Regions from separate parts of the Mus musculus genome. Here region 2 is linked to region 1. Evidence: chromatin loops called from intact Hi-C (ENCODE). Cell type or tissue: gastrocnemius. All regions are shown on one strand. Links, peaks and the distances in the headings refer to the core of each region. The heading gives the core; the rest is flanking DNA.

Region 1 (15,736 bases), core at 3,804-11,803:
CTCACCAGCACAGGAAAAGCACCAACTACCAGCAGAGAGATTGCAGAGCAAACATCTTATAGAATGGCAGACATCCCTTACCTGCTAATATCCAGAGTTCACAAGGAGTCAAACAAGTACTAAGAGGATAAAACTGCCAATCAAAAACTGGGTTTATGAATTGTATAGACAGTTAAAAGACAGACAAACACCTAATGTTCTTAATTTATAAATAGTCCTTTAGGTAGATTTTTTTTCAGGAAGAGAGATGATGTCTTACTATGCTACTCAAGCTGGCCCTGGGCATCTGGGCTTAAGAAGTCCTCAGACCCCCTCCTCCTGAGAAGGGTGGAGAACAGGTGTGCATCGCCATGCCTCCTAAGATTTTACCTGAGAATGTAACTGTGATACCTAAGGCAGTGCCTGGTATATTGTGGGCATTTAACAGGTAGCGAGTTACACTAAATTCCATAAAAGAAAGTCTCTGCAGAGCTGATCTCAAAAGGGATGTCTGCACACAGGTGCTCGCTCACCTCTAGAGGATCGAATATCCCTGCTGGCGCCACGATGCTGTTCATCTTTGCGGCTTTCTGGATGATCTGTTCGGCCTCTGCAAATCTCCTCTGGGATATCAGCCACCGGGGAGATTCTGGAATAAACCTGGAATTCATTTGCAATGGTTCATTACCTTCTATAACCACAGGATTTGATGTTAGCAAACATATGTAGCAAAATGTCCTAGGTCATTTTAATGTTGCAAATATTCTACATAGTTCTAAATACATAAATAATACATATACACACATATATATTAATTGTTAATTAGCGATAGAGCAATAAGGACACCAACCCACCCACAAAACTTTTGACCCAAAATTTATCCTGCCTACAAGAAATGGAGGGACGGGAGATGGAGCAGAAACTTGAGGGAATGATCAAGCAATAACTGGTCCAATTAGAGACCCATCCCATGGACAAGCACTAATCCCTGACACTATTAATGACACTCTGTTATGCTTGCAGACAGTAGCCTGCCTAGCATGGCTGTCCTCTGAGAGGCTCTACCCAACAGCTGACTCAGACAGATACAGAGACCCAGAGCCAAACATTGGAGCTTGGGGATGGAGCTTGGGGACTCTTATGGAAGAGTTGGGGAAAGGAATTCCACAAGAAGACCAACAGAGTCAATTCTTGGGTCTGAATCGCTAAGCCAAGAGCATACATGGGCTGGATGAAAGCCCCCTGCATGTATGTAGCAGATGTGCAGCTCGGTCTGCATGTGGGTTCCTAACAACAGGAGCAGGGACTATCCCTAAAGCTGTTGCCTGTATGTGGAATCCATTCCCCTAACTTGGCTGTCTTGTCTGACCTCAGTGGGAGAGGAAGCACTTAACCTTTGCAGAGACTTGAGGTGCCAGGGTGGGGAGATACCCAGGGTTGTGGGGGGTGGGGGTCTGTGCTATCAGATGAGAAGGGGATGAGGAATGGGGGATAGACTGTGGGAGGGGAACAGAGATCAAGATGTAAAGTGAATAATTTTTAAAAAAAATGTGATGAAAGATTTTTAAAATTAGAAGGAAAGGAAGGAAGGATGGAAGGAAAGAAGAAAGGAAGGAAGGGAGGGAGAGAGGGAAGGAGAGAGAGAGAGAGAGAGAGCCCTAAACAGCACAGAGTTAAAGACACAACCCAGCAGTACCAGCTCCACAGACCACATGGAAATACATGGGCAGGAGACTGGAGTGGGAAGTATCTGGAAGAAGTCTGAGACAGGCTTCCTACAATGCATGTGCCCAGTCACTGAGATGCAGAGTGCTGGAAGTTTGGAGGCAGCAGGGCAAGCTGCAGCAGAGAGCACGCAGACACAGCTAGGTGAACAGTGGGCTCATCTCTGGAGTGCCTGCCTGCCACAAGGCAGAGGGCTGGCTGGGAATGGCGGTTGTACTCACCACCACAGGGGAACACAGAACAGGCCAGGCAGTGTCAGGGCCAGCAGCAGCATCCTCCAGTCTCTGATGAAGTATGCAAACAGCGGCAGGACCATGTAGCCGATTGCAAAAAATGTACAGACTCCTAATGTGGAGAAGATGATGCGAACCGACTTGCTCAGGATTTCAGTTCCTGTTCAAAACAATGGGCAGTATTAGCATTTCTGCTCTCTTCAACATTTGCCTTTTTGAGACGGGATCTCTTTCCAGAGCTGGGGATTGAACCCATGTATGTTTGACAAGGGCTCTACCAATGAAACTACTGCCTTCTGACAATGCTGTTTTCAGAGGAAGGCCATCGGGAGACACAGAGACTGTCTTGTCCAGGAGACAAGAAGTGGCTCTTTTAAGACACTGAGTGGAGTCAGGCTGTGGGAGGCTTGTCCACAACTCTCCTATGTGTGACCAGTCACTGGCCCGTGAGATAACAGTGGTTCTCCCAGCTGTCAGGACACAGTCCCTGTCCTTGAACCCTGAGACATGATACTCAGAAGGCAGCTGCCTCTGGAGTTTCCCAGAGCTGGCAGCCAGCACTGGAGCTGATGTTCTCCAGGCAGACAGTGTTCTATTGTCTCTGTAGGGTGACAGCCCAGGTGTCAGGCACATATCCAGTGACCAAAGCAAAGGCTTGAGGCCACATGCAGTTGGTACTGTCTGGGGAAGGCTGGACTGGCAGCAGGTTTCTGTCCTATGCAGCTCAGCAGTCCACTCAGCAGTGGGTCTTCAGAGATGGTGTCACTTAGGATCCTAGCACAGCATCCTCTGTGGGGAGCCTTAGTCCTTTCTAGAATCCACTCTGGGCCTTCTGACCTGAAGGCAGAGATATAGCCGACAGCAAGGGCTTTATTCTTTGTATAGGACTTGCCCACACTACAAAACACTAGAAATATTGATGGTGAACTTGAAGAATCTAGAGTCATCCAGAAGTGAAGACTCTGGGCATGTCCGTGAAGGTTTCCGGATTGGGTAAACTGAGCGAGGAACACCCTTTGTAAATGTGGACAGCACCGGTGCATGGCATGGGGTCCTCGGCTGAACAGAAAAGGAGAAAGTAGGTCCCACTCCTCAATGGTTCCCTTCTCATGATTTTCTTTCAGTTTCTTGAGAGAGCTGAGGCTGGGTATCTCACGACCCTCACAGCGTGACCAGGCTTCTAAGCCCAGGGCCATCCTTCAGCCTGTAGATTCATTCCAAAGGATGCGGTCTGACTACTCTGGGTTTCATGAGTCAAATTTCCAGATGTTTCCTTACTCTAGGAATGAGTGCACTCTACCATGACCTGGCTGTCTTTGGGTCTTTGGCTGGGATTACAATATGGCAATGAATGTGTGTGTGTGTGTGTATGTATGTGTGTATGTGTATGTTTGTGTGTGTTCTTCTTAAGCAAAAATCTAGAAGCAGAAAATTTGATCATAGAAAAGAAATACACACGGGACCCGTTTTCTGTGAGGCCAGGGAAGACACCGTAGCACTGGGCCACAGTCTGAGAGCAGACAGTAACACACTCAGCATAATTTGGTCATGCACCAGGTAGGTACCAGGCAGGGACAAGAGCTCTGCCAGCCCGTGGATCACAGAGGACTGTACAGACAACTCCACCACTCTTTAACTTTTAGGACCTCTCCCTTCCTTAGACACTGCTGTCATTCGAGTGAGAAATGTCCCCACTGGCTCATGCATTTGGCCACTTAGCCTCAACAGGTGGTACCACTGCGGAAAGTGATGGAGTCTTTAGGAGGTGGAGCCTTGCTGGAGGAAGTACATCTAAGGGTAGGCTTTTAGGCCTTATAGTCTGACTCCACTTCCTTTTCTCTCTATGCCTCCTATGTAAGGAGAAAATGTTGTCACTCCGTTCCTGACTGCCATGCCTCCCCCACCGTGACAGACAGTAGCCCCTGGAACTGTGAGCCTAAAGAAGCGTTTCTTTCCCCAAGTTGCTTGTTGTCAGGGTATTATATGACAATCACAGAGCAGCAACCAAGATGTACATAATCACCAACATTGTCACAGTCATTGTCTTTATTACCATCACCACCACCACCATCACCATCACCTCCATCATCACCATCATTACCATTAGCACTACCACCATCATCATACTCACCAACATTGTCACAGTGCATTGTCTTTATTACCATCACCACCACCATCATCACCATCACCATCATCTCCATCATCACCATCATTACCATTATCACTACCACCATCATCATACCCACCATCATCTTCAGAACCAACGCTTTTATGAGCAGTTCTTTAAGCCCCACTTCAGGATAAATGATCCCTTTGACGGTTATCTTACAAACATTCACCTAAGACATAAGGAGTTGAAGCCACTTGCCTACAGTCACGTATCTGTAACAGTGACACAAACTGCAAGTGATAGCTCATAGTTAAAATCCCAGAACTGAACAAGTGGAAGAAGGAAGACTGGGGGCTCTTTGGCTGCATAAATTCTGAGCTCAATGTCAGCTTGGGCTATAAGAGATCTGTGTCTCAAAATCACAGACAAATGGGTGAGAGCAGTGGCTCGGTGGGTCAAGTGTTGGCTGATCAAGCAAGGGCCTGAGTTTAAATCCCCAGAGCCCGTATAAGAACTGGACATGACTGCACACGTTTGGACATCCAGCACTTGGGGGTAGGAACAGGAAAATCCTGAGAGCTAGTTGGCCAGCCAGTCTAGCTGAAACGGCAAGTTTCAGATTCAGTGAGAGAGTGATAGAGGAAGACATAGGGCATCAATCTCTGGTTTCCACACATGCACATACACACACTTGAACATCACACATGCACATACACACATGAATAGAACCCAAACAAATCAGAATCCTAGAGCAAACAAACCTCAACACAGTGATAAAACCAAGATGTAAGCCGTATCTGTCAACCTATGCATGTCTAGCTTTCAAGAAGAAAATTGCCTGGGGCAAACCCTTTTGTCTTATGGACCAGTCCTTCAGCTGGGATGCTAGTGGAGACACCAGGGGAATGTGTCTTTCCCACTTGTGAGGCGGAATGTCTTTCAGTTCTTCTTGGGCTGATCATTAAACTGGCTAAGAGAGAAGTTCTCTCTGAGGGACACCAGGAAGGGGCCCCGAGTCTGGCAGATGCAAGAAGCTCCCTGTGTGCTCACCTGGGGGAAAGACCCATGGCAGAGATGACTCCCAGATTGGCTCACCCAGATCCCTGTAGTCTCCCTCTGTCCCATGGGCTTCTGATCCTAGGCAAAGCCTGGCTTCTCAGGGTCTCTGGAGAACAGAATCCCCACATCCCAATACAAGAGCATGTCCTAGTTCTGACGAGACCATGGGCAGCTCCAGGAGATTATGCCACTAATTGGCTCCTCTACCTTCCCTTTGTCATCCAGCCCCAGGAAGCACTGGGCACTCTCCATAAGGAGGCAGCAGGACATGCACCCCAATGCAACTGAAGCCTGCTGCACATTCTAGCTCAGGAGACAAGCCTGGGGAATGGATGTGCTAGGATGGACTGAGGGGGCAGTGCCCTGCATCATAATGGGTAGAGAGTGTGGGCTCCTCTATGCTAAGTCCCCCTGTGAGGGTTAATACTGCTTGTCAATTTGATGGGATCTAGAATCACCTAGGAGACAAATCTCTGGCATATTTGTGAGGGATTTCTGTTGTGGATTGGTTCTAATGCTATTTGTGTTCATTCGGCTCCCAAAATCACAGGGAACCCACACGTCTGAACTGAGGGTCCCTGTCCCCAGTTGGCTCTGACTGGGAAATAAAGTTGCCAGCAGCCAATGGATGGGCAGGGAGACAGAGGTGGGGCCTTTAGGATTCCTGGACAAGAAATGCAGAAGAGAAGGAAGAGGGCATCCCACCATGACAAGGGTGTAGGAGACCACACCGGGAAAGTGCAGGAGGGAGAGACGGCTGAAATGTAGATGCAAAGGGGAAAGCAGCCCCTGGAGGACCCCAGAAGGGTCCAGGGCAGCAAGGATAAAATACAGATTTAGTAAGTGTGTTAACTCAGGAATATTGGAGGGGAGTGTGTTAGCCACATGGAGGTTCAGAAGTGGCCTAACCATTAAGCTAGTTATACCATATTAAAATATAAAGTGTGTGTGTGTGTGTGTGTGTGTGTGTTTCCATCTGGGATCCAGAACATAAGGGCAGGTGGTGAGAAGTGTGTGTGTACCTGCCAGGAGATAGAGCAGATTTAACAAATTACCTCATCAGGTTTCTAGATCGACTTAACTGGGGAGAAAGGTCCCCATAAATGTGGGTGGAGCCAGGGTATGGGAGAGGGTGCTGGGCTGAATAAAAAAGAGAAGGCCAGGTGGGCACAAGCATTCATTTCTCTGCTTCCTGACTGGAGATACAGTGTGGTTGGGGGACTCCAACTTCTGCTGCCACGACACAGAAAATGAGATCTGGGTTTTTGAGATAAGCTAGCCTATGGTATTTGGCTATGCTATTTCATTCAAATAGGCCAGGACAAATTTATATTTCAAGTTTAAAGCATTTAAAGGTTGGAGTATAGCTTAGTTATACAGTGCATGCAAGAAGCCCTTGGTTTGATCCTTAATACAAAAAGATATGTACATTAATAAATTAGTGAAAAACAATACAAAATAGGTGGCTGATAAAAAGCCATGTAATTGATGTAGTTAAATCTCAAATATGACTGAGATCCCTGGTAGCCAAAGTTATAGAACATGCCATCAAGTGTATGCTCATTGAAAGGGAAACATATGGATTGGATCAAATGAGCTTTAAACATGTCTAAAGAGAAGCTACAGCAAGGATGGCAGGGGTGGGGTGGGGTCGTGGTTGGGTGTTGATGTTAGAAGTCTGAAAAATACTGAATTAGTGAGCTCAGTCAAGGCAGGAGGTGGTTAGGTTTTCTGAAGACAGAGAACCAGAGGGCGCTGTTGCGCTGCAGGAAAACCCGCAGCCACCAGGTCCATCCTTCCACCAAGCCCTCCCTTGCTGAGAAGCGGTTCTTTACAGGGGATGAAGGAGATCCACTGCTGGCATCTTACCCAGCAGTCTGTAGGCAGGTTGAGGGTGCTATGCCTGAGACTAACACAGGGCCTAGAAAGCTGGGGTGAGAGGGTCAATGACCCTGATTTTGAGTCTCACTTCCCCCACCCTGGGAGGTGTATCCTGTGTGTGTTGCTCTGAGGAGCATGAGTTTAGTTGGCCTTTTGTACTATCCTAAGACTCTTGCAAGCCTAGTGAGGTTTTTAAGAGCAGCCTAGAAGAAGGCTCATTCCTGTACTGCTTTGGGAACAATTCAGGTTCTGGAATCAACACAGAGATTAATCCCCAGGATGAACATTTTACCATCCCAAGCATCCAGATTCCCAGAGCTGGGAAGATCAAAGTTCAGGGAACTTCTCAAATGAAAATCTGTTAGGTTCAAATCTGGCTTCAAGGAAAAGAAAACCAACAGAAGCCTGGAAAGTAGCTGTTTTACTCGTGAAACACCAGAGGGCACTGCTGTGCTGCAGGAAAACCAGCAGCCACCATGTCTGTCTTTCCACAAAGTCCTCCTCCCCTGTAGAAGTGCCTGGGATGCCATCTGTTCTGGGACAGATCAGTTTTCAGCGACACTTTCAGGCCTTCAGACCTAAGATCGTAACACAAGTGTTATCCCAGAACCTAATGTTAGCAGTTTCCCTCCGAGCCCGCTAGAATGAGAAGGGTGGACCCAAGCAGACAGCGAGCCCTGTGAGTGCAGTCTTCTCTGTTAACTGTTGGCCTGACACACCTAAGCTCCTGCCCACCCTTGACCTGGCCCTCTTCTTCTCTACCCTGCACTCGAGGCCATGGCCACGTGGGAAGGAGGGTTGTGGAAGGCAGTGCCAGAGCTGTGGTACTTGAGGGGGCTGGGGCTGCTGCTGGGTGGCTGGGCCTGTGGATAAAGTGCTTGCAGTACAAGGATGAGGATGTGAGCTCAAATGCCCAGGACCCGCTTAAAAGAGCTGGGCACTGTGGAACACGCCTGAGAACCCAGTGCTGATGGGACAGAGACAGGAGGCCTCTGGGGTAAGTTACCTGAGAGCTCCAAGTTTAATGTAAGTTTATGCCAAAGAATAAGGTGAATGGCCAGCTGGCTGGCTCAGTGCCAGTCCTGGTCAGCTGAGTTGACTCCCAGGGCCCAGCGTGGTGGGAGGAGAAAATGAAGTCCCACTAGTTCTCTGCTTTTCACCCGTGTGCTATGGCTTGCATGCACCCCCTTTCCTCATACAAAATAAACATTCATTTAGAAAAATAGGCAGAGAGCAATTGTGAAGGACATCCAGTGTTTCCCTCTGCATTAACCTGCCCACACTCCTGAGCTCATACTTATGCATACATAAACACTCACAGAGACAGACAGATAGACACACAGATAGACAAACACAGACACATAGAGACATACATACATACATACATACATACATACATACAGACAGACAGACAGACACAAGTTAAATAAGTAAAATGCATCAGAGGATGAGGCTGTCTGGCATAGACCACTCCTTGCTCCCAGCCGGGGCTGCTCTGACTTTGTCCTCCCATCCAGAGGGACCCTCACGTCCCACCCTTCCCAGGTCTTACATCACTTACTGCTTGCAGCTCTTTTCTTTCTACACAAACGTCTCTGCTCTCTACAGACATAATAATATTTGTTATGGTGAAGTGTTGTTGTTGTTTTGCTTTTAAGAGACATGGTATTGCTACATAGCCCAGGCTATCCTAAAACTGATCATTCTCCTGTCTCTGTCTCCTGAGAACATGTGTGCATCTTCACAGATAACCTCAGAAAAACTCCTGTCGCTCTCCTCATCCTCCTCGGAAGGCTGAGAACCTCGCTCCTCATGCCAGGGCCTGCTTAATGGAGGGCTGCTTATTGAGCCACGCGGAACCCTGTGTCTCCTGCTTGCACTATCCCTTCCTGTGAGTCCTCTTCCCTCAGACACGAGGCTGGGCCCGTGGCAAGAGGCCATTCACCAATAATTAAAGGAATGGAATTTGGACAATTCCACCTTGGCAACCTGACAGAGGGTGTGCATGTATTTGGCTAACACAACATAACACGGCTAAGGCCAGTGAGTCACAAACTCCTGAGAGCAATCAGAACTACATAGCCAGGTGTAGGAAAGGCTATTCGACCTCTATGATAGAGCACGATCAATAGTTAAGCTGGAACAATGGGAAAAGACTGTGATAATTTGGGGCCAACTAAAATGCTTGTTCTAAGTATTATAGGACTTTGTGTTTATTATGCTGTGGGTATACTACCTCACCTCCTTTCATAATGAGGGGGTGTTAGGTGGTGGGAATCACACTTTTCAGAGCACCCCTGAACAACTTCTATGAAACTCACCTCATTTCCTCCTCCAGAGAAGCTGGAGAGTGTCTAGGGCCTCCCCAAGGCCTAGGAACTGATGGCTTGCCCTCCCTCAGCTTGGCCTTCCAACAGTAGGACTGTTATCAGAGAGGCACAGCTGTCCTGTGTGGAGCTCATATGCTCTGGGTGTGGGCTCAGAAGCAGGCCAGAGCAGCTCTGCCCAGGTGGGACAAAATCCTGCCACCTAGCAAGTGCCTTTCCTTCCTCTGTATATGGCACATCGACCCCACTAAGTTGCTTTGTAGGCCACCAGCCTTCTGCTTTCACAGCCCAGCTCGAGGGCTTTATGTCCTCTGTTGTCTCTCCCCCAGGACCTCCCGTCCCTCACTCCTTGCTCCTGAGAATGTGTCTCTGCTGTTGTGTGGCTACTTCTGCCTAGGTCAAGCTCTTGTATTTGGCCATATTCTGGCCCAATACTGATGGCCTCCTGTGAGCTCCAGTCCTGCTGTGACTGGCTCAAAGCTGCAGCCTCCTCCTCCACCACACACACACACACACACACACACACACAAGATTGAGGACACTCTGGATACACACTCTATGGCGCCCTCCTCCCTGGCCTTTCACAGGGTTGCAAGGAGGGACATCGAAACCCAGAAGTCATTCCTACCTAGTATGAAGGCCACCACGTAGTTGGAGATCTGGCCCATGCCCACAATGGCAAACAACACAGTGAACATCTCCCAGTTGGTTGAGAAAATCTGCACGAAGCTGAATCCAGTCTGCACAGCCATGGTTGCAAAGAGGACTTTCTTCCTGCCAAACCTAGAGGACACAGCATAACACTGTAAGCCAGGGTCAGTTGTAACACCAAGCCTAGCCTCACTGTAGGCTCTGTCTTGTGTCAGCACTAAGGCAGATGTATGTTTGGTTTCCCTTTGTCCTCCCCTGTGACATTCTGCCAGCCTCCTCCCTGGAGGAGCATCTGTCTGCCCAGGAACTACCTTCCGAGGTACCAAGCCTTGCTTCTGGAAAACACAGGACATCTTCCGTGAGAGTCACATTGACAAATCTGATCTTTAGAAGGAGCTGTAGGGAGGCTGGGCGCAGGGGCATGTTCTAGTGGACAGAGTTGCTTAGCATGAATGAAACTTTGGCTTTGACCCCCCAGAATGGGAAAGACTGGGTATGGTGGGGCATATTTGCCATCTCAGCACTTGAGAGGTTGAGGCAGGAGGATCAGGAGCTCAAGGCCACTGTTAGCTACATAGCAGTTTTGAGGCCATCCTCAACCATCCTGGGCCTGTCTCAAAACAAAACAAAACAAAACAAAACAAAACAAAACAGAACAAAACAAAACAAAACCCTTCAAAGTGCAGTTTGAAGACACTTCTTCTATCACCCACATGGGAATTCTGTAAGTTTAAAAATTCCCTGAAGGGTGGTTGCTTCTTAACCTTGGCTGCACTTGGAACCACCCAGAGAGCTTTAAAAATGACAGACAGTTCTTGACTTACAATGGTTCAGCTTAGGATGTCATGCCTTTACAACAGTAGGTAAGTGCTGTACACTCAGTTAGGGTACCAGCTTGGAATTCTGCCCTTGAATTCTATGCACTCTCCGTGCTGGACAAGGTTGTGGCCTGTGGGCCTCTCTGTCTGTGCCAAGCAGCAACACTGAGCTACCTAGCTGATGGACAGTGAGGGGAGGCAACCGGCCCCCTACAGCTGGCTGTTTGCTGAGCTGGCATGCGGTATTAGCTGTTTGAAGAGTTTTACAACCTAACATCTCTTCAGATGGGCTTATCAGGACAGGCCAAGCAGCAACACTGAGCTACCTAGCTGATGGACAGTGAGGGGAGGCAACCGGCCCCCTACAGCTGGCTGTTTGCTGAGCTGGCATGCGGTATTAGCTGTTTGAAGAGTTTTACAACCTAACATCTCTTCAGATGGGCTTATCAGGACAGGCCTAAGGGAAAGTTAAGAGCATTCCCTACTCATACCAGCACCCCACTTTGCCCGGGTCTTGTTTATTTGCAATGCAGGGTGAGTATTTGGGGTGTGATGAAGTTTCTCAGGTGTGTCTATGTGTCTCTAAAATTGAAAACAACTGCTTTATGAGGTGATGTCATTCTGAGCCATGTCTGTTGCGCCGCTCATCAATTTAAGCTTTAAATATTCATTCTGGTAATGACCCATGGGCAGGTGGAGGATGGGCTTTAAAGCTTTGGGGAGGGTAAGAACACCAGGAAGCCTCATCCAACACTGCCAGTTAGCATTCCTGCCTGCCTTGGCCACAAGAGCAGGTAAACACAACTTGGGATACTTCGATCTTGTCCTCACGAAGCCTGCAAGCTCTGGAGGCCAAAAGCCAGCCTGGGTCAGCCCTGTGGCTGCAGGCCCAGCCATGGCTCAGTTCCCAGGCTCAGAGTGCATAGCAGGGGCTGCTTGGCTTGAATCTAGCTTTCGGCTGTTTGTACAGCAATGACATGTCACCTACCCCCTACCCTGTCAAGAGTTGGGGGCAGAGTGTAGGGCAATGATGATAACAGCATCCTGTTCTGTAAAGGGACGTGTGGTCCAAGGGCTCCACTTTCTAGTGAGGTTGATACTTGCATCTCTTTTGGCCAAAGCCCCGTGAGTTCAGCCTGGGAGTGTGACAGGAGTGGGTCTTGGCAGGATGTTGAGGCTGGAGTTACATCTTAGTACCATCTGTGAAAGACTTATTCATTTACTGTGCTAGTTTGTCACTCAAGGCAGCGTCTTGTCATGTAGGGGTGATACAGTCAAGACTGCACAGTAGGTCTATCTGGGAAAGATTTATCTAATTAGTTAGTCACATAGAGTCTTGATATAGAGTCCATGCTGACATCGAATTTGTAATCTTCTCAGCCCTAGCATCCCAAGCGCTAGGCTCCTCCTATTATTTACCCAGTGCCTAAAGGGTTCTTCCCTGTGTAGAAAGCCCATGAATTTGATCTTGTGTCAAGATGGGCTGACATGATAAATAGCTACACCCCATCGCTCCCCATCCAAGGTCCTTACCTGTCTGACAGCTGCCCAGACACGAAGGAGCCGCAGAGAACGCCTACGAAGAACAGGGAGGTGGTGAGGGGTGTCTTCCAGTCATCCTCACACACCAGATTCCACTGCCAACAAGACAGCATGCAACGTGAGCCCAGTCCTCCAGCACGACCCACCCGTGCCCCACTCCAAGGAGCGCCAGATGGATGCCGGATGCACTGCCCTCCCTTGTGCCAGCAGGCTGGCTCTGTGCAAAAGGTACAGGCCAGACAACTCTGGGTCTGACTCTGCCATTCAATGTGACGAGTAGCTTGGGGTGTGCCAAAGTCCCTCATTGAAATGCAGCTTCCTCTTCAAGAGGAAGGAGATGGCTTTAACCGCTTATATAAAGTATCAAGAGGGCCAGCGAACCCTCAACCGTAAAGCAGTATGAAGCAAAGGAATCTCTGTCCTTTTTGAGGCCGCCCTGCACAGAGGGAGAGATTTGAAAAGCCAGGAAAGTAGGCCATAAGACATGGCCAGTTGGTCCAAGAATAAAATGTCATCTCCTCTGCTGGAAACTGAAAATAGCCCCAGTGCTGGGTGAGTTTATTTTTTTAAGCAGACTTCTCTGGAAAGTGTTGGCTCCCTGACACCCTAAAACCTAGATGGAGCATCTGACCCATCCCAGGGACCACTGTTCTAGCCCTACCCACCCTTTTTAAGGGTTGTCTAAGCCGGCTTCCTCAAATCCTCACCCCTTCTTTCCATAGCCTTCCCAACAACATGGTCCCTCCCAGTCAGCAAAGCCCCGTGGGCTGCTACCAAGCTAACAAGTTCCTGCTGCTGGATCCATAAAACCAGTTTCAGCTCGAGTTTCTGTTCCCAGATTTCCTCTGAAGTCAATTCAACCCAGTCTCAAGGGAGGCTGCAGAGAGTTCAAAGTGTGCTTGATGATCTTTGTTTGCGAATTTTGGACTTGCAGTATGTATGGGAACAGTGTGTCGCAAGACGATCCCGCTGAGGAGAAGGACCCTTGTCTCCGGCCTATTCCTCGCTCCCCTGGGTGGGCATCCCATGTCCACGACATTTGCAGGGCAGTTCTGTTCTTATTCCCTATCTGTTCTTATTCCCTATAGCTGCTCTCAAAGTATAGTTGATTTAAATTAATTCATGCATATGCATCATTCCATATCTCATCCTGTGGTACAGAGAGATCTTTCTAGAAACACAAACAAACAAAACCACATAAGCCAAGAAGCTAAGGCAATCAGGGCAGACAGAAAGTCCGGGAGGTTAGAAAAACTCAGGTCAGAGGTCACACCAGCCAGTCCTGCTCAAGGGTCTACTTCTGGCAATGGGGTTTAAGAGATGGCTTTACCCCTTCTCAGCTTTAGAAGGGCCTCATGACCCACAGTGATTAAGCCTTCTGCAGAACAACAGCTTGCCTAAGTCCCGAGACTCAAGAATTAGTCCTTGAGACTTCTTTCCGTGAAGGGTCACTCTAGACCCCTGATGCTGGCTGGAGAGTCAAAACATGGCTCTGCAGAAGAAGACCATGGACAGGGAAGTCAGCTCTAACGCTCAGAAGCAACCCAAGGACCCGCCTGAGGCTATTCGAGTTGCCTCACCCCATGCTATGGTGTGACTGTTCATTAAGACTGTTCACAGAGAAATTTAATCCCTATTGTAAAGGATTAAGCAAGTAGACAGACTTAGTTCAATGATGGCATTTGGAGGTAAGAATTTGGAGTGGTGATTAAGGTTAAATGAGGTGATAAGGGTGGGGCTTAATCCAAAGGGACAGCAGCTTCGGAAGAGAATAGATCTAAGTAAACTGAGTTTTCTGTCTCACTGATGTCCTGTGCAAGACACTGAACTTGAACTCCACCTTCATAACCTGGAGTTGAATAAGCCTTTATTCTGTATGTGTGCTGGCATGTGTGGATGGTTTGTGAATAGTGTGTTACATACATGTGAGTGTGCACCCACACACACTGGGTGGGGGGAGAGGATGATGTCAGGTGTCTTCCACTATCACTTTCTGCCTTATTCCTTTGAAACAGGGACTCTCATTGAACTGGAAGCCCCCAGTTTGGATAGGCTAGCTGGCCAGTGCACTTCCAGGAACTGCTGTCTCCAACACTTAATGCAGGTTACAGACATGTGCAGCCATTCCTGGCAATTATTTTTACATGATTCCTGGGGATTTGAACTCAGGTATAAGCACCTGTACAGCGAGTACTCTTCCTCACTGAGCCATCTTGCCAGTCCAAACCTTCAGTCTTTATACATTACCTAGAAATGGGACCAGCGAGATGGCTCAGAGTGCTCAGGGGCTTGCTGAGTAAGCCTGGCCACCTGAGTTCAATTCCTGGAGCTCGTGTAAAGGTGGAAGGAGGGAACCAACTTCACAAAGTTGTCCTCTGACCTTCACCTTCACTCTGTGGTACAGCCCCCCCATCAGCCACCCACACTAATATTAATAAATTAAATAAAGTTAAAGAATAATTACTCAGAAATAAAAATGGACCTGAGGTCCCTGAACTCTGGGAGACGAGAGAGACAACAAGCCTTCTCCTGCTGTCCAGCCAGGTTCCTCCTATGCTCTGTCAGCCTATGGACCAGAAGGGAGTAGCAGGCGAGATGTACCTGCATGAATGGGTGTCTTCTTCCAAATCGAGCTGGCCAAAGCTTGGAAGGCAGCTTTGAGTTCTAACAGAGAGACATCGCTATATGGCCAAGGCAAGCCCACCCTTCTTCCAGGAATGTGACACCAGGAGACAACTGCTCAGGACTATGGGGCGAAGGCTGACATAATGGAGTTCAGCCATGTACAGCACCCAACCAATCTTATGCCAGCAGAGGTGTTAACCATGAAGCCACCAACCATCACTATTCCAGCTGCATCTAGGCAGCAAAGAACTTCTAAGTAGGATATTCTCTGCTTTGTGGTTTTGTTTTGCTTTTCAACTGTTTCACTGCCAGGCAAAGAAAGGACTTCATGACAAGCATGGTGGCCCACACCTTTAGTCCCAGGACTTGGGAGGCAGAGGCAGGCAGATCTTTGAGTTCAAGGCTAGCCTGGTCTACAGAGTGAGTTCCAGGACAGCCAGGACTACCAGAAAAACCTTGTCTCGAAAAACTCAAGCCAACCAATTAACCAACCAAACAAAAGGACTTAAGAGACAGAAAGGGGGAAGAGAAAGGCAGTTTGAGAAGGACCCAGACCCAGCATGAGCAAAAACAGTGACGGGGATTCTATGTAACATGTGTGGTCCCAGTGCAAACTGAACTCTCTGGATCCAGGACTCAAAAACTGCAAGTTTACAAAATTTAGATGACCCCTGACCTCTTCTCTCTTTCTTTAGTTCTCTCTCTCTCTCTCTCTCTCTCTCTCTCTCTCTCTCTCTCTCTCTCTCTCTCTCTTTCTTTCTCTCTCTCTCTCCCCTCTGTATACAT
Region 2 (15,736 bases), core at 3,688-11,687, 140 kb after region 1:
TCCAACAAAGATAGAGAACTTCAGACCAATTTCTCTTATGAACATCGATGCAAAAATTCTTAATAAAATTCTCGCTAACCGAATCCAAGAACACATTAAAGCAATCATCCATCCTGACCAAGTAGGTTTTATTCCAGGGATGCAGGGATGGTTTAATATACGAAAATCCATCAATGTAATCCATTATATAAACAAACTCAAAGACAAAAACCACATGATCATCTCGTTAGATGCAGAAAAAGCATTTGACAAGATCCAACACCCATTCATGATAAAAGTTCTGGAAAGATCAGGAATTCAAGGCCAATACCTAAACATGATAAAAGCAATCTACAGCAAACCAGTAGCCAACATCAAAGTAAATGGAGAGAAGCTGGAAGCAATCCCACTAAAATCAGGGACTAGACAAGGCTGCCCACTTTCTCCCTACCTTTTCAACATAGTACTTGAAGTATTAGCCAGAGCAATTCGACAACAAAAGGAGATCAAGGGGATACAAATTGGAAAAGAGGAAGTCAAAATATCACTTTTTGCAGATGATATGATAGTATATATAAGTGACCCTAAAAATTCCAACAGAGAACTCCTAAACCTGATAAACAGCTTCGGTGAAGTAGCTGGATATAAAATTAACTCAAACAAGTCAATGGCCTTTCTCTACACAAAGAATAAACAGGCTGAGAAAGAAATTAGGGAAACAACACCCTTCTCAATAGCCACAAATAATATAAAATATCTCGGCGTGACTCTAACGAAGGAAGTGAAAGATCTGTATGATAAAAACTTCAAGTCCCTGAAGAAAGAAATTAAAGAAGATCTCAGAAGATGGAAAGATCTCCCATGCTCATGGATTGGCAGGACCAACATTGTAAAAATGGCTATCTTGCCAAAAGCAATCTACAGATTCAATGCAATCCCCATTAAAATTCCAACTCAATTCTTCAACGAATTAGAAGGAGCAATTTGCAAATTCATCTGGAATAACAAAAAACCGAGGATAGCAAAAACTCTTCTCAAGGATAAAAGAACCTCTGGTGGAATCACCATGCCTGACCTAAAGCTTTACTACAGAGCAATTGTGATAAAAACTGCATGGTACTGGTATAGAGACAGACAAGTGGACCAATGGAATAGAATTGAAGACCCAGAAATGAACCCACACACCTATGGTCACTTGATCTTCGACAAGGGAGCCAAAACCATCCAGTGGAAGAAAGACAGCACCTTCAGTTCTTTTTAATGGGTTTAGTTTTCTGGGGAATTTCTCTTTTATTTCCTCCATGTTTTCTTGATGAAAACAGTTCCTTGAACGTTCTTGTCTAATAACTCCATGGTTTTCATTCTCTCTCTCTCTCTCTCTCTCTCTCTCTCTCTCTCTCTCTCTCTCTCTCCCTCTCCCTCTCCCTCTCCCTCTCCCTCTCCCTCTCCCTCTCCCTCTCCCTCCCCCTCCCCCTCCCCCTCCCCCTCCCCCCCTCTCTCTCCTCTTGTGTTCTGGCTTTGATCTAGTCTTGGCATTTTATTGAATTCTGAATGCTGTGTGACAAATTTCAAAGCCCTGGATGGTGATGGCTTCCTGCACAGGGGCTCACACTCTAAGAGGCAGAGGAGACCTTGATCCAGTCAGAGCCAAGGCTGACTTGATTAATGTTAGCTTGAAGTTTTTGTTGACTACTTGTAGTGTGCCTTCCACCTCCACCAGGCTATTGTCCTCTAAGGGTTTCCCACTGGAGGCTTATAGTGCTCTCTGCTCTGTCCAGGTTTTCCATTGGAGTGCTTACCACGCTCTCTGCTCTGTCCGCATTGGCCATTCCTTGGGACTGACCCTCGGATATTTTATGTTAGCTTCCAGTTTTTGACTGCCCCCAATGTCATTCTTCTTTTCAAAGAATTCGAAAACTTAAATCTGAGCCAGAGATTTTTCTGCTTAATATCCTAACCTTCCAGCCTGTGCAATTTCAGAATCCAGAAACTGTCTTAATAAGTAACAAGGGTGAATGTTTGAGCAAGTCCCTTCTCCCTCTTTCATTTACTTATTTTATTGAGTGTATGGTGAAAGAGGGAAAATGGGTCAAAAGGGAGGGAGGGCAGACCATCTTCCCATGCTGGGATCAGTCATGCCTTAAGAAGGAATGCAGGAGGCTGGAGAGATGGCTCAGCAGTTAAGAGCACTGACTGCTTTTCTGAAGATCCCGAGTTCAAATCCCAGCAACCACATGGTGGTTCACAACCACCCACAATGAGATCTGGTGCCCTCTTCTGGTGTGTCTGAAAACTGCTACAGTGTACTTACATATAATAAATAAATAAATCTGAAGAAGAAGGGGGAGAAGGAGGAGTAGTAGGAGGAGGAAGAGGAGGAGGAGGAGGAGGAAGGCAGCCAGTCAGTCCAAAGGGACTAGTGTGTACTCTCGGTGCTTTGTTTGATTCCCAAAGGGCAGTCTTGGAACCCTGCAGAGATAGACAGAAATGGAAACCACAGCAAACAAGCTAGTTAGAGTGAGTGAGCAGAGCAAGAGAGCTGGCAAACACACAAAGCCAAAAGAAATGTCTGTCAAGTTTGGCCCCACAAAGCAAAGCAAAGCAAGCTCACATACATTTCCTGAGACTCATCCCTGGCTGGAGGGAGAGTGATGTCCCTGAGCATTTTTGGAAGAAAGAAGGGAAGAAAGAAAGAAAGAAAGAAAGAAAGAAAGAAAGAAAGAAAGAAAGAAAAGAAAGAAAGAAAGAAACTGTTGACCTGAAATTCTGACCCCATACTTGCTTGCTAAAAATAATGGCGGCTGCAGGGGGTGGGGGAGGTAGGGTGGATCAAGGTCATAAGGAATTTAAAAATCCCAATATACTTTTGTTGTTGCTGCTGTTGAGCTGCTGTTCCTAGTGTGAAGAACACTGCTAGCTCGCCTTCTTCTAAGAAACCCTCTTGTCTTTAGGGATCCTTCATTCCCTAGCTGTCAGACTGAGTTCACAGCAGAAAACAGGCTTTCGGGGAGAAGCATGTCCCTGCCCCTGTGTGCTCATGCTGAGGGAGGCATGGGACAACCCCTTCTCCCTCTTAATGTTCTGTTTTGTCTTCATGTGTCCTTTCATACTGCCCAAAGTACTCTGGCCCCACTTTTACCACAGGTCTACAATCTGCAAATGAATTAAAGATAATAGACTTTTGGTTTCATAATATGAGCTTCATCCTTCATGATCTTGCTACTCATGCTTCCCAGGAGATTTTTGAGCAGTGTAATTCAGAATTTATGATTTTCTTGGCTTGCATATTTTTCTTTTACAATATTTCCCCTTTTGTTATTTATATTTTATGCATACTGGTGTTTTGTCTGCATGTATGTCTGTGCACCATGTGCACGCAGTGCCTGTGGAGGCCAGAAGATGGCGTCGGATCCTTGGGACTGGTGTTCCAGATGGTACGTGGGTGTCGCTGTGAAACCTGTGCTCTCTGGAAGAGCATCTGATACTTCTGAGTCATCTCTTCAGCCCAACTTCCATGTTTTGTTTTGTTTTGTTTTTAAAGGATGCCAGGAGCCTAAAAGTTGTTGTACTAGAATCTCTCCCTTCTTGGCTGGAAGTAGAAGTCTATTGTTGTTGTTGTTATTATTATTATTATTATTATTATCTTTTCATATGAAATATAGCACAATACAGAAAGCCTTGTCTTTGGTACTCTACTTTGTTATTACCAGATGTTGAATGTCTTAAATGAAGCATGACATCAGCCATTAAGGAATCTGTCATGTGCTGGTGTCTGTCCATGAGCATAAAACCACATCCTGGGATAATGTTGGGTGACTCCTGCCTTAGAGGCAGTACCTGCTCATGGCAGTCCCTGTTAACCAACCCAGCCGAGTGAGTAATTTAGTGTCCGCTAGGTACTGTTCTGGGGGATGTTACAGCCTGTCTCTTCATTCAGAACAGGTAATGTGCCTGAGTTAGGACAAAGTTAGATCCCTGAGGTCACATGGGGGCTCCTGACTGGTAAGTAGAAGGCCTGGGACTCAAACCTTGAACTGGAAGTTTTCAAAGTCTTTGCTCTTAAAAAAACTTACTATAGTTTCATCTAATAGTTATTAAAGGTCTGTTGGGGAACCATGGATGGAGAAAATACTGTCTTTGTCTTTAAATAATTAAGAGCAGAAGAAACTCATAAGCAGGTGTGGGAAGCTGGAGGCGTGGTAATGAGCCGCTAATGTTGCAGGAGTGCCTGAGGAGGAGGGGGAGAGGGAGGGAGGGGAAGGGGGGAGAGAGAGAATACGTGTGTGCACTTGTGTGTGCTCCTGTGTGGATATGTGTGACTGAGTGGCTGTCAGAGTGAGGGACGACTTTTACCAGAAACTTGGCACTACAGTGGATGGCATTGGAGCAAAATAGCTTGTGCTTTCTCTGTTAGACTAGCTTCAAATAAATACAATGGCTTTAAAAATAATAAAGAACAGCTAGGTATGGTGTCTGCACTCTCAATATTTATAATTTGTGCCATCTCAACTACTTCATGCTTCATCCAGTTTCTTACTAGAAACTGCAGTCTTAAATTCTGTACACTATAAATCTTAGGTCTTTTGTGTGTTGTTTTTTCCTGCTTTCTTCCCAAGCTTGAGAAATTGTCATTTAACTGATGTTCACTGCCTTTCATTTCTCTCCCCTCTCCTTTGCTACTTTTTGATAGTCTGGTGCTTACAGCCCTTTTGATTGCCTGGCAACATAAATCTCCCTTTTGTTTGCCAAAACTAAGATGGTATCTCCGACATTCTATTATGTGAGGTGACAGGCTGGCCTGGCATTTGATCAGTTGATCACTATGGTTTAGTCAATTTGACACAGAAGTTAATTGTCACATGCCCTTTCACCTCTCAGTTTTCTGGCAGTTTTCCTGTCTTAAGAGCCATGATAATTTGCCCTGTAAAGCTGAAAACTGTCTATGTGACACAACCTAGAATCACCTGTGAAGAGAGTCTCAATGAGGGATTGTCCAGATTGTGCTGTTTTTGTGGGCATGTTTTGGGGGTGGATTATGTTATATATGTGGAGAGGCCCAAACCACTCTAGATGGCACCATTCCCTAGGCATGGGCCATGGACTATAGAAAAGTGGGGATACTGAGCTGAGCACTAACAAGCAAGTGAGCATGTATGCGTTCGTTCTCTTTGTTCCTGATCACCAGCTTTCTTGTTTGATTATTTTTAAGACAGGGTTTCTCTGTGCAACCCTGGCTATCCTGGAACTCAAGCTATAGACAAAGATGGCCTCAAACCCAGAAATCCACCTGCCTCTGCACCATGAGTGCTGGGATTAAAGGCGTGCGTCACCATACCTGGCCCCTAAGTTGCTTTTTGCCAGGGTATCTTATCCTAGCAACAGAACCAAACTGAAAACAAAACCAAGTGCCATGTTTCTTAATCTAGTTGAGCTCAGTCTTAGTATGTTGGTGTTAATTGTGAAAAGGAATCTTCTCCTTGCTTGTCTAATAAAATTATAACATATATGTGCATTCTAGGGCCACCGAAACAAAATGGCACTTACTGATTGCATGGATGATGCAAATCTGTTCTCTACAGCTCTACAGCCTGAAAGTCCAAGATGTTGCAGGTTGAAATTTTTCTGAGACCTCCCACTTGGCCTCTGATGGTCACCCTCTTGTCTGTTGTCTGTGCTTAATAAAGACACCGGCCTTAACATATAGCCATGTGACCTCATTTAACCTTGTCATATCTTTGTTGAGTGTAGTTTTTGCTCCCCCTGCTTTAAGGTCCAGGAATACGCCTCACTACCAGCCCCTTCCCAGAGAATGTTGGATACATGGATGAAAAACACAGATACACACATTGTTTGATTTCAACCTGCCTTCTTGGCTTAATTGCTGGGCACTTCTAATCTATAGCAGCTAGCATGCCCTTCCCAATACTCTTAGCTCAGCATCCTAAATCTGTCCTCAACTTTAGTTGCTTAGTTACATTTAGTCCCAGCTAAACACCCTGACCTCCCACTTGGAGAAGCAACCTATGGTCGCTCTGCCTTGGATCTCACATGGCTGGTCAATTTTCCCCTCCAAAACATGGTGCAAATCTCCTCCCCTGTGTCTGCTAGCTTGCCTGTGGGGCCTGGAAGTCTTGCCTATTACACCTACCTCATTGGCCACTAGCATCTTTAGTGATGGATCAAGAACCAATGGGGAACAGGACCTTAGCATCAGAACCACTTTCTACATCTCACCTTTTCAGTCCAATAAAACAAACAAACAAACAAACAAACACCTCTTCTCCCAGACATAAATAGAACAAAGCCATAACAATCATGTAAATTACAAAGTATGATATACAATTAACATCCAGTCTATCATGTTTTCCAGTTAGTTAAAGTACTCTACCATCATTCCTAAGTTAAAGAATTATGATTCCATCCCTGGATTGTGTTTAGATTTTAGTCTGTAACACCATCTGAAAAGCATGTCTTCCACTCTATAACCACCTCCTAACTTTGGCTGTCTTATGCAGAAAGGTTAAGGAAACTACCCGATGATCATTACAGGTGCTGTCTCCGTTTTGAAAGTGCAGAGCTGTTTAAAACTACCAGACTGTCTGTCATAAACCTTGATGAACTCTAAATGACCCTGCAGCATTTCCATGTCGGCAAAAGGAAAATACTTCCTTTTGTGGTCTGGCAGAGGGACTAAGAGGCAAGGTTGTGATTGATCCAAACCACAAGCTTCAATGGCCGTGATTGGTGCTAAGAGGAGGTTGTATTAGTTCTAATATGGCTGTGATCAGTCCAAATGTCCCCTCTTGGGCCAGGTGATCAGGCCACTCAGGCTTAGCCCATTATGCTCTCTTCTACTGATACTTGTGTGTGCAACATCAGACCCAAGAATAGGCTTCTTGTGAATGGTCTTTTCTTACTTACTTTTATCACTACAACTGGAGCTGACTGTGACACACACTCACACAAAGAAGTAGCAGAGGTAGTGATAACTGTCAAGGCGCAGGGACAAGAGTCTGAGATCTCAGGCCAAGAACTGGAGTGCTGCTGGGACCAAGGACACAGGGTCTAGATACCTGAGGTGTGCACATTGCTGTAACACTAGAGGGCGCCACTTGCCGCTACTTCTGCTGGCCTACTGCTTCTGTTCTCAGCAGTCAAAAAAAGCTTGCTTTCTGTGATTTCTAGCTAGGCAGAGCAAAAAGACCCTCAGCCAGTTGACTGTTGACCCAAGGTTGTCTTGGACATTATTCCCAGGGCTGGTGCACATTGAAGAGTTTTCTTAACTTTTATAGAGATTCTTTTACATGCTAGCAAACTTTATTTGTAGTGTTGTTATTGTAAAACATTGGGGATTAAGAGGTCAGTAGTAGGGAAGTGCCAAGGGAATTGACAAACCCCCAGTTTGATGTTTAAAGTACTTTCCATACTCGCTAAAAGTGCATTTGCTAGGTGGATGGTCAGTACCCCAGGAAGTCTGTCTTCACTGTTCCCTCATCTTCCTCCCTTCCCCAACTAGCCAGTCTCGTTCTCATCATACCTGTGTAGCCAATGGAATCTTACAGAAGTACCAGCCTTCCTCACTTCTATTTGTGTGTGAGGGTGGGGTGGGGGTTGGCCCAGAGGGTGATGTGAGGAATAATCAATCAATCAATCAATCAACCAACAATCATTGATTGTTTTTTCTTTCTTATTCATAGAGGCAGGGCCTCTTAGTCTAGTCCAGAGTTCACTGGTGGGGCCATTCTCAAAAGATAGCATGCTCTGGATGATCCCTGGAGAAACAAATTTGGGTCCTAAGGCTTTATTGGCAATCAAGGATTTCAAACCATAGCTACAGATATATTCCCCACCCTCTTCCTGCATCATTGAGTTCTTGAGCTCACAGCGCTCTCTCTCTCTCTCTCTCTCTCTCTCTCTCTCTCTCTCTCTCTCTTCCTCTCTCTCTCTTTCTCTCCAAGTTTTCACTATGTTGCTCTGCTTAGCTTGGAACTGACTTATCAGTGTAACTCTGGCTAGCCTGAAATTCACTGTCTCCCTATGTAGACCAGGCCGGTCTGAAATCCCTCCGGTGTGGAATTGGAAACCTGCATCATCCCACGCAGCCAGAGTGATCTTGGTTTTCATCTCATCAGTTGGCTACTTGAAACTTTGTAGCACACTGATTGCTCTCTCACTTCCCGTTCTTAGAAATGTTACAAAGCCGGTCCTTAACTCAGTCCTTGAACCTGTCTGATAAAAATATTCTGGTTCCTCCTAGAGGTGGAGCCTGGAGGACACTGCTGACAGCATCTTTCCTTCAGTTGCTAGCCTCACTATTCTTCCTTTTATTCTCAGCATCCCTATGGGCTTCCGGGCCTTCTCATATGTGCCTTATTGTCTCCTTCCTTTTTCCCTTTCACTTCCATTGCTATGGCAACCACATGCTTGTGAGTTACTAAGTTGGGCTTTGTCCTCCCTTCTTGAACTCTGTATCTAGACCCTCTTACCCTGCTTTCTAGTGGACACACTAACATCTAGATTGGGTCTCACGGATAATTCTATGAATGTTCTCAAATAAGGTAGGGTAGTGCAATGGTTAGTTTTATTCGTTGATTTTGACACCACCTAGAGACACCAGGGAAGAGAGTCTCTCTGAAGAACTGCCTAGATCAGTTTGGCTTGTGGACATGTCTGTGCGACAGTGTCTTGATTGTTAGGATGTGGGAAGACCCAGCCCATATGGGCAACACTATTCCCTATTCATAGTGCTATGGACTATTTAAGAGTAAAGCCTGCATTCACCTAGCTCTGCTCTTGACAACAGATGTGATGTGACCAGCTGTCTCAAGCCCCTGCTGCTATCCCTTTCCTACAGTGACATCCTATCACCTGGAATTGTGAGTTAAAATAAACCCCCTCTCTCTAAGTTATTTTTTGTTGGAGTATTTTATCACAGCCACAGGAAGGAAATTGGAATGCTTAGGAAAATGTAGTTACCATTGCACTAAACTCATAGTGTGAAAATCTGAGGATTCCCAAGACTTTCCCTGTAAAAACTCCCTGCGGTTTCAGAGAGTCTTGGTTTTGCTAATTCAGATCTTGTGTTAGAGCGTGCCTGAGTTAATGCTAAACATAAAAGTGCCTTTGCAGAGAACGGTGGAGGGTATCATTTTCCTGCCTTCAGATATGAACCTTGATGAATCCAAAAGTCTGATTTGTAGAAACAGCATCATAGACTGAGCAGCCAGGAGCCTAGGATGGACTTTGGATTAACTGTGGGTTGTGTGTTTCAGTCCTTAGCCTGGTCAGGCCACAGATCCTCAAGAATCGCTTGGTGTAGTCAGTTTTCTTTCTTAAGAAAGCACAAGCATATCTGAGTGCTTGTGTAACAGGAGCGTAGAGCAGTTGAAGCCTCGGGCTTTCTTCTGTGAGAGCCAGCCAGGCTTGGTACTTCTCCTGTTCCTGAGTTATTGCCTTAATGGTCAGTATGATGGTTGACAATGTCAACTTGATTGCAAACACCCAGGGAGCTGGGTGTGGTGACTCATACCTGAGATCCCAGCACTTGAGAAGCTGAGACAGGAGGATAACCACACTGTGGTGCCAGCCTGGGCTGCAGAATGAAACCTTGTTTTGTTTTAAAGTAGAAGTCTCTGGAGAGCCAGTGATGAACATTTTGGCATGTGCCTGTGAGGATGTAGCCAGAGAGGTTCCACCCAGTGTCAGCCCTGAACATGATGGCCACTATATAGACTGAATAAATATGGCGAAAGGAGAAATATCAGCTGAGCACTCTCCTTCCACCATTGCTGTTTCCCAGTCACCACAGGCTAAGAACTTCTCCATCGGGATGGACTTTATTCCTCTGGAGTGAGCCTGAGTTGAGTAAGCCACTGTGCTGTCACAGTGATGCAAAAATAAATAGATAGATAGATTGATAGATAGATAGATAGATAGATAGATAGATAGATAGATAGATGATAGATAACGCAGCCAGTAAGGCATGTTCTGAGGTTGACTCCCTGTCTCCTGGGTAATAGCTCTCTAGCTCTTTTGTACTTGGGCTAATATGGTACCTAAGATTTGCTTTTGTAAGGACGCCATGGAAGACAGTTTAACTACCAACCTTAGCATTCATAATCCATCTGTCTTCTGTGTCTTCTTCCATCTCTCTGACTACAATTTCCACATACTTTCCTTTGGGTCACTTTCCCTTAGTTATTGCTCAGGTTCTATTTTCAAGCGTCCTTAGCACATACTGATTATACAGAATAGCTGGTCTCATTATGGCATTCTACTTCCTGTCTATAATGGATCTTGATTGTGTTTCTCTCTATGACCTTTGTCCTCTATGTTCCTCCTACTCCTGCTCATCACCTCCCTCTTCCCAACTGGCCTGCACTGTGATATCTTGATGACTACTTGACAGTGGAAATGAGTCTCTGGGCTGGTCTGTGAGGGCTTAGTTAAGGATAGTGGCAGTTGAAGTGGGGAGGTAGGAAGGCCTACCAAGAATGTGGGCAGTGCCCTTGCATGGGCTGGGACCCTGACTGAATGAAAGGGAGGGAGACTGAGAAGGAGAGAGAGAGAGAGAGAGAGAGAGAGAGAGAGAGAGAGCTGAGTAAAAGCATTAATATCCCTCTATGTCCTGATTACACATGCAATGTGACCAACTGCTTCCTGTTCCTGCTTATAAGCTGTGGTGGTTTGGATGACAATGAACCCCATAGACCAGCATGTTGGAATCCTTGGTCCCAGGTTGGCAGAACTGCTTGGGAAGGATTAGGAGGCGTGGCCTTGGTGGAGGAGGTGTGTCGCTGAGGGCAGGCTTTGCCATTCCCTTGTCTTTCTTTCTGCTTCTTGCTGTGGGTCAAGATGGGAACCCTCAGGTGCTCCTGCTACTGTGCCTTTCCTCTGCCACCATGGATTCTAACCCTCTGGAAACTATAATCTCAATTAAATGTTTTCTTTTATGAGCTGCCTTGGTTGCGATGTTTTGTCATAGCAATAGAAAAGTAATGAAGTCACAAGCTTTCCTCACAATGATGAACTATACATTTGAACTATGAGCTCAAATAAACTTTTTCTTCCTCAAGTTCTTCCTGCCAAGTATTATTGTGTGTCAATTATTTTTACAGGGAAGGTAACTAAGGAACTAATACACTCATCTGCTTTCACGTATACTTGTTGTTGTTTGTGAACCAATGAACGTGATTACACAGACACAGGTGAGGCATCTGCAGAATTATGGGCAACTTACCAGTGTCTACAGCACTATAGAAAATGTCTCTTTTCCAGCAACAGGTAACTGCCTATAACTCCTCAGGGAAGAGTGGGACCCCACAAGCCCCTCCCGATGCCAGGGCAGGTTGTTCCTAGGCTCAAGTTTGTGTAAGATTTGTGCTGATAATCCATAGCTCCTGAGAACTTGAGAGCTTGATAGTCATCTCACGGCCTTAAAACAGTGCTCCATATCCCAACCCTTTCCCACCACTCTCACTCTTATATTCTTTCCCATCTTTTTCTGTGATACTCCCCGAGCCTTGGAGTGTGTGATATAGACGAGGCTTCCAGGCAGGTAGGATTAGGGTCTTAAAGCCACACCCATAGTGACACATCTACTCCAACAAGGCCATACCTTCTAACAGTGACACGCCCAGGGCTGAGCATATATAAACCATCACAGTTACTATCCTAATGGTCATGCCACATGCCACTGTTGTATTGGTGGGCGTGTCTTGCTTGTTATGTTGGTAGGGTAGTGTAGGATGCAGAGTCCATAGCTGAAGAGAGTAGAGAAAGCAGCCAGAAGGGCATATGGGGCCATGGAGGCAGGACAACAGCTTTAGGGATTTGCTCTGTAAGTCGCAGGGCTCTCTTCTCCTTGCTTTGTGAGAAAGACAGGAGAGGGTTAAGGAAGTGGAAGGAAGCAGCTCCTTTTTGAGACCATTGCATCATCCAAGGAGAGGTTACAGTAGCAGATGAACCAGCTGTGGTGGAAGTACTGAGAACTGATTGGGCCTGGCCTATATTTGGAAGATAAAGATGACAGGATATGGTAGCGTGTTGCATGTGTGCTATGAAAGGAAAAAAAGAGAAGTCAGAGATGAGTCAACTGCCTTTTGTTTCAGTGGCCTCAATAGTGTGTTAATTACTGAGGCAAGGGTCAGGTTTTACAAAGTGTATGTTCTAAAAGCCAGGTATGCCAAGCTTAGGAGATAGCAGGCTTTAAAAGCTCAGAGCCAGGCTGAAGTTGTAGCCTGGAAGGAGAGTGCACCCCTAGCATGCGCATGTGCAGGGCCCAGCAGGGGAGGAAGTCAACCCCCCCCCTCTGTTCCAGTTCCTAGTCTAGTCCATGTTACTGTGGGGTGAGGGGACAGCTGTCCTGAGAATTTTGTTATGTTATGTAAACATGGTTTTGTTTTAATCCCAGGTGTGGGCTATGGGGTTGCTTCAAATTGTCTATAGCAGCAGAGTCTTTGCTTCCTGGGCACTCTGGGAGGGTGTGATCATTGCCAGCTGCAGATACTTTAGTTCTGGGGACTCTGGAGAGGGAATAAATGCCAGAGCCTGGAGAGAGAAAGAAGGCAGCTGTCTTCTCTTCAGCAGGTCTGAAGATCGCTCCTCTTAGCTGTGTTACTTGAGACAGAGCTGGTATCCACCAAGTCCAGGAGTGTTCTGCTACCTACTCCTGACTTCGACATTCTGTGGTGGCATTTCTGAGCACACTCCATCTTTTCATGAGCGTCATCACCTGCTTGAAAGATGCAGGTGCTCTCCAGGGAAGATTTGCTTCCGTCATCGGGTTTTGACGAGAAGAAATACTCAAAGGTTCAGAATTCTCGCACTTACTCTTTTCCTGTTGGGAGGTAGCCTTTCCCTAAGCTCATTTCAAACTTTGCCTGCAGGGTGTGCCCAGAGGGTAGAGACAAGCCTGAAAGGGCACAGAAAAGCTTTCCAGTGTAAGAAAAGTGCATGTCAGTAGTGTGTGACCATGTGAAATGAGTGTGTTATTTATTTATTGTGTGCATGTGTGTGCATGTGTGTATGCATGTGTGTGTATACATGTGTGTGTATGTGTGTGTGTGTATGAGCATGAGTAAGTGGGTGTATATATGAAAGTGGGTGCTTGTAGCCATGGAGATGAGAGGACACCCTGCCTCTGCCAGTTTCTCCTACTACCGTGTGGCCTCCAGGAATCAAAGCAGGCTACTGAGCTTATCTGCAGGCACCCTTACCTGCAGGTCCTTTATCACTGTTAACTGATTTGACATTGTGTTTCTACTACTGCAACTTTCATCACTGAGACTCAACCCACAGAGACGGAAATTACACTGACGTAGCTCTAGCTCTGTTGTTCTTGCCACACAGGGTGTAAATACCAGAGTTCAGAAGTATCTGCTTTGGTGCTTAAGCTGAGGTCGCTATGTCCCAGTGATTGACACATGATCTTCACAGCTTGCTTGGCTCTCACGCTTGACTGTAAGGTCTGGACGGGTTACTAAACTCGTGGGGTTCAGCTCCCTGCTTTATTACATTGTGATAAGTTTCCTCATCTCCCTGGACTTGTTCTAAGTACTAAATGAATTTATGCATATTTACAACAGGGTAACTTCTCAATAAACGCAGCTACTATCATTATTCAAAATGTAGAGAGCAGACTGGCGAGAAGGCTCAGAGGTTAAAAGCATTTGTCTGCTCTTCCAAAGGACATGGGTTCAATTCCTAGCAACCACATGGCAGCTCACCACTGTCTGTAAATCCAGCTCTGGGGGATCTGATACCCTAATACGGACCATAAATGCAGGCAAAACACAAACACACACATAAAATAAAAAATAAACAGTTTAAAAATAATGTAGAGAGCTGGGCAGTGGTGGCGCATGGCTTTAATCCCGGCATTTGGGAGGCAGAGGCAGGCGGATTTCTGAGTTTGAGGCCAGCCTGGTCTACAGAGTGAGTTCCAGGACAGCCAGGGCTACACAGAGAAACCCTGTCTCGAAAGAAAAAAAAAATGTAGAGAGCAAGAAGGACACCAAGGGCAATATTTGGGGAATATGGGAATTCTGAGAACAAAGATGCTTTACATTGATGAGACGGTGAGTAGTTAGTTACAGTGGACAGGGGGCTGTGCGCCACACATGCCTCGTCTATTTTAATCCTCATTACACTAACATTACACAGTAAGAAATAGAACTAAGGAAGCTGAGTTAATCTGCCCAAGATATTTCAGCTTGTAAATGGAAAATCTCTTACTCTAGAGCTACCACAAAATACCACACACAAAAAAATACAAACTTGTGTTTCATCTTTGAAGTGGGTTTTGATGAATATCACAGATGCAAATGGAACCAGAGCCTAAAGGATCACTCTATCTGATGCATTATCCTATCAATGAAGAACCTCACTCTACCTGATGATGCATTATCCTATCGATGAAGAACCTTTTCCTGTGCATGGTACGCGGCAGCTTCTGGCAGACTCCTGTGAGCTTATGAACAGCTTTTAAAATAATATGCTGCCCACAGAGAAAGTCTTCCTCAGGGGCAGTCACTGGTGTTCATTTATGTAGAATCTAAAGTCACTCCGGCACAAAGTGCCAACTGTAATTTTGGACCAAATAGAGACATCAAAGTCATTTGTTAAATCCAAGTTTATTTTTTGACTGTTCTAGTTTGTTTCCTTGAAAATCTTTTCCAGTTTTCAAAAGATTAAAATGTTTATGTGTGTGTGTGTGTTTGTGTGTATATCTAAGAGTGCATCAGATCCCCTGGAGCTAGAGTCGCAGGTGGTTGTGAGATGCTAGATATGGGTGATGGGATCCAAACCTAGGGCCTGGAAGAGCAGCAAGCACTCTTAACTGCTGAGCCACCTCTCCAGCCCCATCTCTTCTGTTCTTGATCGTCGCTGTGGGGACCAAAGGCTCTAGGTAGGAGATTTGATCTGTCTTTGATATCACCTCTGTGCTAAGTCTGTTTGCTTTATCTTCAAACCAAACTATTTATAACAACATGCTTAAGTTCTGGTTACATCCTAGTGAGATGCTTTTTTGTGGTCTGGTTTCTTGTGGAGCCTTTCGCTCCTTTAAGCATCTACAGTGTCTATTAGTTATTTAGTTTCTGTTGCATGTGTGTGCATTTGTTCCCTCACATTGGTCACTTAAAACAGCTGCAGCAGACTAATGAGTGTCCCTAAATGCCTTTCAGATGACGACCTCTGAAATCATGAACCTCACAGTACCATGGTGTTGATGGCTTGCTTCAGACTCCTGGGCTGCACATGGCCTGAAGTTTTCACATCTGCTGGTACTGGCCAGGCTGGGTAGTATTTTCTACAAATGATTTTTAGCTCCCGTTCTGGTTAATTTTAACTGTTGGCTTGACACAACTTGGAATCATTTGTGAAGAGAGTCTTAAGTGCGCGCACGCACGCACACACATACATACACACACACACACACACACACACACACACACACACACATTGAAACCCCAAATGAAAGATACCTTTAAGGAATAAAATTTCATAAAGCCATCTCAGCTGTATTTACACCAACATGGCATATGTCCATTTTACTAATTTCTAACAAGGAGTAGCAGTTATCTTTAAATAGTTACAAGAAACTATACTACTCGTTTTAGTTCTAGAAAGAATGAAACCCTTTTCATTATGCAAATTAAATTACAAGATACACTTGTAATCTTTAACCATTAATGTCTATGTAACAGGCTCCCTTAAACAATGGTTGACTTCAGCAGGACAAATAGGGCTCTTCTGG

Evidence for each region. A loop is a pair of places that touch in the nucleus more often than their neighbours do. Peaks named below come from ENCODE experiments on the same cell type or tissue, not always from the same donor. Only the 100,000 strongest peaks of a DNase experiment are listed, where the experiment ranks them.
Region 2: a loop joins it to region 1, with 4 times the contacts of the local background. A loop is called at or near these places in 2 of 42 quality-filtered maps.

The regions. Positions count from the first base shown.
Region 1 is chr11:53,995,452-54,011,187 of GRCm38, forward strand. It overlaps Slc22a4 (solute carrier family 22 (organic cation transporter), member 4), which reads right to left. Exons shown (of 10, transcript NM_019687.4): 2 at 12,317-12,420; 3 at 9,943-10,097; 4 at 1,926-2,097; 5 at 513-639. Among named protein-coding and RNA genes, the nearest start is that of Slc22a21, 23 kb to the left of the region's middle. In gastrocnemius, for the core only: CTCF peaks have their summits at 6,868 and 7,424 (motif pointing right); DNase peaks (open chromatin) are centred at 6,883, 7,482, 8,935, 10,903 and 1 more place; H3K27ac peaks cover 959 bases.
Region 2 is chr11:54,138,008-54,153,743 of GRCm38, forward strand. Gm12223 (a long non-coding RNA gene) reads left to right here and starts at 3,861. Exons shown (of 9, transcript XR_003949549.1): 1 at 3,861-3,981; 2 at 15,165-15,263. In gastrocnemius, for the core only: a CTCF peak has its summit at 7,084 (motif pointing right); a DNase peak (open chromatin) is centred at 7,086.